Linked DNA regions of Homo sapiens: regions 2 and 3 are each linked to region 1. A link is a contact called in ENCODE Hi-C or POLR2A ChIA-PET data. All regions are on one chromosome and are shown on one strand. The core of a region is the stretch at or near the end of the contact, and the rest is flanking DNA. Distances in the headings are between cores, read along the strand shown. Region 1 overlaps TGFB1I1 (transforming growth factor beta 1 induced transcript 1). Region 2 holds the start of FBXL19 (F-box and leucine rich repeat protein 19). Region 3 overlaps LOC124903679 (a long non-coding RNA gene).

Region 1 (3,414 bases), core at 300-2,799:
GTGGTTGTCAGAGCCGCTCTGACCCGCCTCACCTCCCACTCGCAGGTGGTGACGGCTCTGGGCCGCGCCTGGCACCCCGAGCACTTCGTTTGCGGAGGCTGTTCCACCGCCCTGGGAGGCAGCAGCTTCTTCGAGAAGGATGGAGCCCCCTTCTGCCCCGAGTGCTACTTTGAGCGCTTCTCGCCAAGATGTGGCTTCTGCAACCAGCCCATCCGACACGTGAGCCCCGCCCGGCCGCACCGAGCCCGCCCTATCTCACCAGGAGAGCTGTGGGACGGGCCTCCACCGCATGGGTCCCGCCCCACCCGCGATACCCCACTCCACCCCTACCCCTTCCCCTTGGCAATGTCCACGGCCCCTTGGACTCCACTCTTCCTTTCTGACCCCCACGTTCCTAGTTAGATCTTCTCCCCCTCCCCCCACGCATGCCTTAGTCCAGTCACCCGGGTTCCGCGCGGGAGAGGAAGGCGCGAAGGCACGGAGGCCGCGCTGAGTGCCCTCTCCCTCCCTGCAGAAGATGGTGACCGCCTTGGGCACTCACTGGCACCCAGAGCATTTCTGCTGCGTCAGTTGCGGGGAGCCCTTCGGAGATGAGGGTGAGAGTGAACTCGACTCCCATCTTAAAAGCTGCGGGTCCCCTCGACGTCTCGCCCCAGCCCCTCCGACCTCCGGAGTCCTCAGGGCCATGGTTTTCCTTCTGCTCTCTTCTGGCCCTGCCCTCTCCTACACAGACTCCGGACCCGAGCCCTCCCCGCTCTGTCCCGCCATAGACCCGGCTCCTCCTTCCCCAAGGCTCCCTCGGACTGCCCCTCCTTCGGCCCCAGATCTCAGGTCTTGTGGGTCCCCCGTCCCGCCCGCACCCTTTGCTTTCAGCCCACTCGGTTCCCTCTCCTAGGTTTCCACGAGCGCGAGGGCCGCCCCTACTGCCGCCGGGACTTCCTGCAGCTGTTCGCCCCGCGCTGCCAGGGCTGCCAGGGCCCCATCCTGGATAACTACATCTCGGCGCTCAGCGCGCTCTGGCACCCGGACTGTTTCGTCTGCAGGGTGCGAGCTGCGGGGCGGGGCGTTGGAGGGGCGGGTCAAGGGTACAGGGCTGTGGGGCGGGGCCTTGGAGGGGCGGGTCAAGGGTGCAGGGCAGGGGGCGGGCCCTCGGGGGGGCGGGTCACGGGAGGTGCTGCTAGGAACCTCGGGTGGGGCGAGTTTTCCGGGCAGGGTCCCACCGGACGGGATTCTTCGCGTCTAGGGCGGGCTGCGGGGTCCCAGGGCGTTATCCGCTAGTAACGCGCGTTGTCTGGCAGTGGCCGCTGACCTGTCTGTCCTCTTTCGCGGCTTCCCTTCCCCAGGAATGCTTCGCGCCCTTCTCGGGAGGCAGCTTTTTCGAGCACGAGGGCCGCCCGTTGTGCGAGAACCACTTCCACGCACGACGCGGCTCGCTGTGCGCCACGTGTGGCCTCCCTGTGACCGGCCGCTGCGTGTCGGCCCTGGGTCGCCGCTTCCACCCGGACCACTTCACATGCACCTTCTGCCTGCGCCCGCTCACCAAGGGGTCCTTCCAGGAGCGCGCCGGCAAGCCCTACTGCCAGCCCTGCTTCCTGAAGCTCTTCGGCTGACAGCCCGCTCGGCTCGCCCTCTCCCCCGGAGGCCGCGCCCTCCCGGAAAAGCCGGGTCCTCCAGACCCCGAGGCCTTGCTCTCAGAGCGGGAGGCCCCACCCACTGGAGAGCCCCGCCCCTAAGGTACTATGAGTCCTCAGGGGTCAAGTTCAGAAACGGCCCAGCCAGACCTAAACCCACACGCCCACAAAGTGGATTGCACACAGACAAGAACTCCCGTGCGGGCCTCCACTCTATTCCCACCCTTGAGGGAGCCCCCTTACTGGGGGAGGGTCCTTGCAATTCCAGCGAATCGGAGGCCAGGCCAGGACGTCCTTGCTCCCTGCACCCTCACTGTTCTGTGCACTTTTTCTACCTACATAAACACACGCATTCCACCTCTCCCTGGTGCTGTCTCTGAATGCGCGCAGGAGCTTGGCCCTGACTCCCCACCCCCGCGCTGGCTCTGTCCCCGGCCGTCTCTAGGTCACTGCCCTGTGGCCGCAGCGGGACCTGCAGCCTCAGCCCTTGCAGGTAGCCACTCCTGCACTTCCTACTTCAAGTATCAGATGAGCCTGAGGCTGGAAAGTGTGGCGACTCGCGCAGGACTGTACAGATAGTGGCAGAGCCAGGACAAGAGCTCCAACTGGGGCCCCACCGAATATTCCCGCCCTCATTACTCTTTCTTCAGTTCTATATTTTGTTTTGTTTTGTTTTGTCCTAAGAGATGAGGTCTCACTTTGTCGCCCAGGCTGGAGTACAGTGGTGCCATAGCTCACTGCAACCTCGAACTCCTGGTCTTGAGCGATCCTCCCGCCTTGGCCTCCCAAAGTACTGGGATTGCAGGTGTGAGCCACTGTGCCCGCCCTTCCCTTTATTCTTGAAATAAGCGCTTACAGTGGTTCATGCCTGTAATCCTGGCACTGTGGGAGGCCAGGGCGGGTGAATCACTTGAGGCCAGGAGTTTGAGACCAGCCTGGCCAACATGGGGAAACCCCGTCTCTACTACAAATACAAAAATTAGCTGGGTATGGTGGCACACGCTTGTAATCCCAGCTTCTCTGGAGGCTGAGGCAGGAGAATCAATTGAACTTGGGAGGCAGAGGTTGCAGTGAGCCGAGATCACGCCACTGCACTCCAGCCTGGGCAACAGAGCGAGACTCCGTCTCAAAAAAAAAAAAAAAAAAAAAAAAAAGAAAGAAAAGAAAGGAAGAAAGAAAGAGAAAGGAAGAAGGAAGGAAGGAAGGAGAGAGAAAGAACTTAATCTGCTCCCCTCCTGCACTGCCTTTGGTTCCCAGATTTTTTCTCCTATTAAAGGGCCTTGAGGGATGGAGCTCTATTCAGAGTGCCAGCTGTGCTCACCTTTTGGTTCTGGGCACTAAGGTACAGCTTCCCTCTTACTATTGACCCACAACATCTTGGATCACCTGAATGTTTCATGTAGTTACGGCCTCAGCTTAACCCTTTCTCACTCCCACCCCCAGGTGTCCCAGTCAAGGCAGAACAATCAGCGCACTCAGAGCCATTACTTACTGTCCCTGCTGGCCTGTCTGCCACCACCTGAGGCTTCTCCCGGCCTAGCCCTGTGCTGGGTGGTGCTGGGTCCAGAGATGAGTCAGGCTCACTGCCCTGGAGAGCCCCAGGCTGAGGAGGCAGATACCTGGACAGAGGATGACACTTGGTGTGGCCAGGTTGTGACTGAGGGAAGCACTGGGGGCTGTAGAAGCCAGAAGGTGGCTTCTTAACCCAGACTGGGAGTCAAGGGATGCATCCTGGAGTAACTGACACCCAAGACCTGAGCCAAGTCCTAGCAGAGAAGGATGG
Region 2 (3,596 bases), core at 192-2,691, 550 kb before region 1:
CTTTTCCCCGGAGCCCGCACGTCTTGTAAGACACTGATTCCCGGAGGTCTGAGGAGCAGGAATCGAGTGGGAGGTGCCCAGGCTTTCTAGGGAACAAGAGTGTGAATGCACTCTCGACGAGAACCACGCCCCCCTGTTCGACAAGACTGATTCCTGCTGCCTTCCTTTAAGGGCCCTCCCCTGAAACGCGAAGTCCTCGCCCCATGGAGAGGCGGACATTCTTTATTCCCGGATCGCCCGACGTTTTTCTCCCCCACCCGCACTGATCCCCACTGGTGACATAAATCCTTCCCCTCCACTCGCGAGTGAAAGCTTGGGACTACATTTCCCGCCAGGCTGTTCAGAAGCCGGTGGCGGAGAGAGGAGAAAAGAGTCTTTCCGTTTCCGTCGCCTCGCAATTTGGCGTGTCCGCCGGGATTCACATTTCAACAGCGACGTCCTTTCTCTGTTGGACTCGGCAAGGAACTACATTTCCCAGCAGGCACCGGCGCAGAGGTCGAGGGGCGAGGTCGCCATCTTTTTCGTAGTCCTCTCCCTCATTTCCGCAGGGAAGAGGCCAGACGCCTGGACTACACATCCCATGTCGCAGTCGCCCCGGCCCTGCAGCCGCCATCTTTGCCGGTGGCCCCGCCCCATCCCCTTCCATTGTCTCGACTTGAGATGATAGACGGGAGCCGGGAGACTGCAACTCCCGTCAGGCCGTGCGCCACTGGTGGGGGGGATTTCGAGACCACAGGCGGGCGAGGTGCCCAAGGTGGTGGAAAGCGGAGACCGGGAGAGGCTAGGTAGCCTGCCATCTTTACGGTAGTCTCCTCGTCCTCCTGGTTCCGCCATTCTTAAGGAACACTGGAAGGCTATAAAACTACTAATCCCATCGCACCTCGTAAGATCGACTACTAGTCAGGTGTATGTCCCTCTTCCGCCATCTTGCTTGTAGTCCTCTTTCCTTTTCACCTTTCCATTGTTCCTGACGAGTAGAAATGGCAGCGGGAAGGCAGCAGATGGACTGCGACTCCCGTCAGGTACCACACACGCGGAGGGTTGTGGACAGGAGGGCGTGTGAGTGCCTGGGAAGGAGGTCGGGTCGGGGGAGAAGGCCATCTTGTTTGTAGTCATCGTTCCCTCTCCTTCTCGATGTTCTGCAACTGGGAGCCTCGGGGCAACGGGACTCTAACTCCCGGCATCCTCGGCTCCCGGCTGGGCACGCCCTCCGCCGTCCTGTTTGTAGTTCCCGCTGTCCCCAGCGTCCTATTGTTCCCCCGTAGCATCAGTGGCCGCAGGACTACAACTCCCGTCGAGCCCTGCGTGCGTTCGTCCTGGAAAGTGGAGGTGGTGGAGGAAGGAGGGGGAAGGGGGCGGGGTTCCTCTGGGAGAAGGAGGGAGTAAAGAGGGGGAGGAGGAGGAGGAGGAGGGAAGGAGGAGGGAGGGGAGGGGAGGGGGGAAGAGAGGAGGAAGGAGGAAGGAGCTGAGGAGGGATGAGAGAGGCGGCCAGGGCCCCGGGCCGTAGCAGCGCGGGGCTGGGGGACCAGGGGGGCTGAGACACCCCAACTGCCCCCTTCCCCTTTCCCTCTCCCCCTCTATCCTTTCCTTCCACCCTCCCGCTTGAGGAGGGGGATTTATTCAAATTTTATTTAAATCCCTATCTCCCGAGGGTCGCGCGCTTGGGGGAGGGGGAGAGGTCGGGGGTGCGCGCGGGCTGGGGGGGGCGGGGCCGGAGCAGCTTCCTTCACCTCCCCCTCCGCTCGCCTCGCAGCCGTAGGGCAGGGGGTCGCAGTCCAGGGGCGGGCCCAGGGGAGGGGGGCAGGTTACAGCGACCCCCCCCTCCCCGGGAACCGGCGGTGGGCGGGCTTGAACCCCGGAAACGGTGGGGGGGGCCCAGGCCTGGCACTGGACCCCTGGGCAGTGGGGTCCGGGAAGGGGCCAGTTAAAGGGCCAGGGGCGCTGGGGAGAGGCGGGGCGGGGTGGGGGGAGGGGAGCTGGGACTCGGACCCGGGACTGAGTGGGCCCCGGGCAGAAGCTGAGCACCCTGCGCCCAAGGAGCCCCCGTTGGCCTGGGGGGGCTGAGGGACTGAGCCTCCCAGAGCAGGACCTCCCCCTGGAAGGGCCGCGCCGCAGCCCGTGGGAGGGCCTCGCCCCCGGCGCCCCCCATCTCCACTCGCCGCCGTCCCGGCCTCCGCCGGAGGGAGGGGCCGAGCGCCCTCGGGGGGCCGTGGACCCCGGCGTTCTGAGCGTTCCGCGCCCCGCGCCGCCCGGCCCCCCCGCCGCCGATGGCCGCCGACCCGCCGGGAGCTGCCGAGAAGGGAGAGATGGCTCCCGGGACACGTGTGAGGTGGGTTCATGCGGCTCCTCCTCACCCCCAGACCTGGGCAGCGCCCACTCCCATTCATCCTCAGCCCGGCCTCTCTCTACCTTCCCCGCCCCCAGCCTCACCCTCTCTCTACTCCAAACTCATCTCCAGCCCTCCTTCCTATGACCTCTCCACCCTGGGGAACTGGCCCTCCTTCCTAGACCCTGCTTCCCCTTGAAAGCCCCCACCCCCGCCTGCAGTCGCCGCCCTCCAGGCCCCTCCCCTGGAGCGCTGGAGGGCCCCTTAGCCCCATGGATGGGTATGAAAGTCCCCGGAAAGGGGGAATCTGGGGTAAGACTGACTGGGAAGAGACCCTCCAGGCTTCTAATTCCACATGGGATCTTGGAGGATCTGGTTTCCATGGGAGGGGGAGCCCAAGGGATTCTAGATGATTAGGGATGAAAGCAGCCCGGGAAGCTGGGGGTCCTAGGACTGAGCCCATCCTCAGTTCTGGGAAGATGTCAGGCTGGATTCTAGAATCCCAAGGAATTTGGGAGATTGCCCAGGTGGACCTGAGGGATCCAAGAGGAGGGTGTCCTGGAGGAGGGAACCCTGTGGGGAACAAGAGGGGCTGAGATCTTGGGCTGAGAAGGGTCTCTGAAGAAGCATCTCCAGGGCTGTCAGAGCTCTGGGGAGTTAGTGGGCAGAGGAGATCGTTAGGGACTTGGGGGCAAGGATCTCGCTGGATCTGGTGAGGATAACTGGGTTGAGGGGAAGAGAGATTGGATGGCTGCTGTGGATGAAAAGGTTGGTGGGGCGGGGGGGAGGAAAAGTCCGGAGCTTCCGTCTAGGAATCTCTGGGTATCTGGGAGGTGAATCTGGGCAGTTTACCCCAGATTGAGGTTGGGGAGAGCCTGGGATATTCTACACTCGGATAACAGGGGAAGAGTTGGGATCTCTCCAAGCTAACACCACGGACAAGGAGTGCCTGGCCTTTCCAAGGAGCTCCGGTGTGGGGATGGCAGAGGAGAGGGCCTCGGTGTCCCCTCCTGCTCCCTGGGCTAGGGAAGGGACCCTGAGGAGGCGGTAGAGGAGCGAGGCCAGGAAGCAGTTCTTGGGCTCCTCTTGAGCTGCTGCAGGGAGACAGGCCTTGAGTAGAGGATTGGCCCCCAGATACACAGAAGGGGGTGACCTCCTTGTCCCCCTGAGGAAGAGGGCAGGCTCTAGCTGCCTGTAGGTGGAGGGACCTGTCAGGGGTCTCCCAGGCCAGGGCCCCAGTGGGCCCATCTGACCCTGCCACCATCCACCT
Region 3 (3,521 bases), core at 71-2,570, 660 kb before region 1:
TCCTAACACTTTGTAAAGGAACTGATTATGAAATCAGAAAACCTGGGTTTTTCCTCCTAATGTGACTTAGCTGCTGTCAAAGTTTCCTCATCTGCAAAATGAGGGGGTTAGAGTACAATGGACATTCCATTATCCTCTCCAGCATCATCCCCTTAGTGCAGGCAGGCACTCTTTCAGGGATCTGTTGACAGTCCCTATTTTATTTTTAGGTGCCAACCCAGCCTTTCCCCTCCTTTTCTAGAATTTTTGTGTACAGAAAGTGAAGGTGGGGCTGGGCACCATAGTGAGACCCCGTCTCTCCAAAAAAAAAAGCCGGGCATTGTGGTGTGTGCCTGTGGTTCCAGCTACTTGGGAGGCTGAGGCGGGAGGATTGCTTGAGCCCAGGAGTTGGAGGCTGCAGCCAACTAGGATTGTGCCACTGCACTCCAGCCTGGGCGACAGAGTGAGACCCTGTATTAAAAAAAAAAGAAAAGAGGGCCAGGCACAGTGGCTCATGCCTGTAATCCCAGCACTTTGGGAGGCCGAGGTGGGTGGATACCTGAAGTCAGGAGTTCAAGACCAGCCTGACCAACGCGGTGAAACACCGTCTCTACTAAAAATACAAAAATTAGCTGGATGTGGTGGTGCATGCCTATAATTCCAGCTACTCAGGAGGCTGAGGCAGGAGAATCGCTTGAACCCATGAGGTGGAGGTTGCAGTGAGCTGAGATCGCACCACTGCAATCCACCCTGGGCGACAGAGCGAGACTCAGTCTCAAAAAAAAAGAAAAGAAGGTGAAGGTGGCTAAATAGCATAACATGTCAGAGATTTACGTGTCAGAGATTTAACATGTCAGAGATTTCCACATGTTATCAAGTCTGTTTCATGGCTAAGAACTGGAAGGGACCTTTGAGGACATCTAACCCTCATAGGACTTAACAATAGGATGAGGAAACAAGCTCAGAAATAGGCTATAACTTGCCCAAGGCCACTCAGAGAGGGAATGCCAGAGCCAGGGCCAGCTCTCAACTTCAGGCCAGAGAAGCCCAGGGTCTTCCATGAGAAATAGGGCCTGTCAGACTGGACAGGCTCCTTGGAGGTGGTCCAGTGAGTCCAATCCCTTTTTTTGCTGCGGCTTAGACGAGGGGCCGCTGAGGATTCTCCGAATTCGCTGGATCTGGACCCAGACTTCCGGGTCCACAGTGCAGCCTGAATGATCAACAGGGGAACGTGCGTTCGCCAGGGTCCCCGGGGGCAGAGGCACCTCTCCCTGGGCGGGGCCGGGGAGATTACGCAACACGGGTCTTAGTTGTCTGGGCCGCTGGGGTCGCCTCCACGGGCAGGAGCCACGGCCAGGACGTGCAGGCCGCCCCCTGCTGGTCCGTTTCGGAACCGGGCGGGTGGCCGCGGCGCTGCCCGGGTTGGGGGCATGGCTTTACAACGGTGAGCCAATCCCAGGCCGCACCGTGGATGGGGCGGGCGTTCACTTCTCCTCCCAGTCCTTTGGTTCTCTCCGCGGCGGAAGCTGTGCGGCGACCTAGCAACCGTCCTTGCCGACCCTCCCGCCGGTGACGTGGCTGCGACCCACCCTTCTTGCCATAGCCCTTTGGAAAGCGAAGGTCCCTTCAGGGCCAAAAGGACAGGGAGGTTTTTTCCTTCCTTCCTTCCCTCCCTCCTTCCCTCCTTCCCTTTCTTTCTTTCCTTTCTTTTTCTTTCTTTTCACAGAGTCTGACTTAATCACCCACGCTGCAGTGTAGTATGATCTGCTCACTGAAGCCTCTGCCTCCCGGGTTCAAGCGATTCTCCCAACTCAGCCTCCCAAGTAGCTGTACAGGTGTGCACCGCCACACCCAGCTAAATTTTGCATTTGTAGTAGATATGGGGTTTCATCATGCTGGCCAAGATGGTCTAAAGTGATCCGCCCGCCTCGGCCTCCCAAAGTGCTGGGATTACCGGCGGGAGCCACCGCTCCCGTCCAGGACAGGGATTTTGGTTGGTTGGTTGGATGGAGCCTTACAGTTTGGATGTGGTGAGCATGAAATGCATACGTTCAAGAAGCTGAGCCGACAAAGGGCTTACTCTAGGTGGACTGAAAATTCGATGTTTCCAATTCAAAACATCTGCTCTCCGAGGTGTGGGTGAAGGTATGGGGGGTCCAAAAATGTCCGAGTCCCACCACCTGATGTTGTTAGTTACACTTCTTTTTTTGTTTTGAGATGGAATTTTGCTCTTGTTGCCCAGGCTGGAGTGCAGTGGCGCGATTTCAACTCACCACAACCTCCGCCTCCTGGGTTCAAGCGATTCTTCTGCCTCAGCCTCCCGAGTAGCTGGGATTACAGGCATGTGCCATCACACCAGCTAATTTTTGTATTTTTAGTAGAGACGGGGTTTCTCCATGTTGGTCAGTCTGGTCTCGAACTCTTGACCTCAGGTGATCCGCCCGCCTTGGCCTCCCAAAGTGCTGGGATTACAGGTGTGAGCCACCACACCTGGCCTAATTTTTGTGTTTTTAGTAGAGATAGGTTTTCGCCATGTTGGCCAGGCTGGTCTCAAACTCACCTCAGGTGATCCGCCTGCCTCGGCCTCTCAAAGTGCTGGGATTACAAGCATGAGCCACCACGCCTGGCCCACGCTTGGCTAATTTTTGTTTGTTTGCTTGTGTTTTAGAGATGGGGTTTTGCCACATTGCCCAGGCTGGTTTCAAACTCCTGAGCTCAAGTGATCTGCCTGCCTCAGCCTCCCAAAGTGCTGGGATTACCGGCATGAGACACCATGCTTGACCGGTTTTATCACAGTTTTTAAAAAGTAATAATATAGTAGGCCAGGCATGGTGGCTCATGCCTGTAATCCCAGCACTTTGGGAGGCTGAGGCAGGCAGATCACCTGAGGTTGGGAGTTCAAGACGAGCCTGACCAACATGGAGAAAACCCGTCTTTACTAAAATACAAAAATTAGCTGGGTGTGGTGGTGCACACCTGTAATCCCAGCTACTCGGGAAGCTGAGGCAGGAGAATGGCTTGAACCCAGGAGTCATTGGTTGTGGTGAGCTGAGATCGTGCCATTGCACTCCAGCCTGGGCAACAAGAGTGAAACTCCATTAAAAAAAAAAATTAGCCGGGCACGGTGGCTCACGCCTGTAATCCCAGCACTTTGGGAGGCCGAGGCGGGCGAATCACAAGGTCAGGAGATTGAGACCATCCTGGCTAACACGGTGAAACCCTGTCTCTACTAAAAATACAAAAAAATTAGCCGGCATGGTGGTGGACTCCTGTAGTCTCAGCTACTTGGGAGGCTGAGGCAGGAGAATGGCGTGAACCTGGGAGGTGGAGCTTGCAGTGAGCCGAGATTGTGCCACTGCACTCCAGCCTGGGCGACAGAGCAAGACTCCATCTAAAAAAAAAAAAAGTTAATATAGTAAACAAAAACCCATTGAATTGTGCACTTTAGATGGGTGAATTATATGGTATGTGAATTATATCTCAATAAAGCTGTTTCAGAAAGTTGTGGGGTTTTTTTTCTTTTGAGACAGGGTCTCGCTGTG

What was found. Hi-C counts contacts between places; a loop is a spot of excess contacts on that map. ChIA-PET counts read pairs that join two places held with the same protein, here RNA polymerase II (POLR2A). Pooled maps may share reads with other maps.
Region 2: a loop to region 1 is called in a pooled map, with 4 times the contacts of the local background. The contact joins the promoter of FBXL19 here to the enhancer-like site in region 1. A Hi-C loop is called at or near these places in 4 of 50 pooled maps.
Region 3: a pooled map shows a loop between it and region 1 (3-fold over the local background). The contact joins two enhancer-like sites. A Hi-C loop is called at or near these places in 1 of 50 pooled maps. POLR2A ChIA-PET finds 5 or more read pairs at or near these places in 2 of 52 experiments (Caco-2 and activated CD4-positive, alpha-beta T cell).

The regions. Positions count from the first base shown.
Region 1 is chr16:31,475,967-31,479,380 of GRCh38, forward strand. TGFB1I1 (transforming growth factor beta 1 induced transcript 1) reads left to right here. Exons shown (of 11, transcript NM_001042454.3): 8 at 46-219; 9 at 515-596; 10 at 896-1,044; 11 at 1,344-1,992. The coding sequence ends at 1,610. Among named protein-coding and RNA genes, the nearest start is that of SLC5A2, 5.4 kb to the right of the region's middle. RefSeq lists enhancers at 1-312, 313-1,044, 1,045-1,777 and a silencer at 1,071-1,160. Within about 2 kb of position 1,550, at least 14 of the 41 ENCODE cell types and tissues checked have a DNase peak (open chromatin) inside an H3K27ac peak, as active enhancers do.
Region 2 is chr16:30,922,131-30,925,726 of GRCh38, forward strand. FBXL19 (F-box and leucine rich repeat protein 19) reads left to right here and starts at 1,442. Exons shown (of 11, transcript NM_001382779.1): 1 at 1,442-2,329. It overlaps FBXL19-AS1 (FBXL19 antisense RNA 1), which reads right to left and starts at 1,139. Exons shown (of 1, transcript NR_024348.1): 1 at 1-1,139. RefSeq lists enhancers at 1-480, 221-1,040, 481-1,448, 1,071-1,160, 1,201-1,360.
Region 3 is chr16:30,813,096-30,816,616 of GRCh38, forward strand. All of the region lies in intron 1 of LOC124903679 (a long non-coding RNA gene), which reads left to right. Among named protein-coding and RNA genes, the nearest start is that of ZNF629, 28 kb to the left of the region's middle. RefSeq lists enhancers at 49-604, 605-1,159, 1,030-1,179 and a silencer at 1,200-1,529. Within about 2 kb of position 1,321, at least 30 of the 41 ENCODE cell types and tissues checked have a DNase peak (open chromatin) inside an H3K27ac peak, as active enhancers do.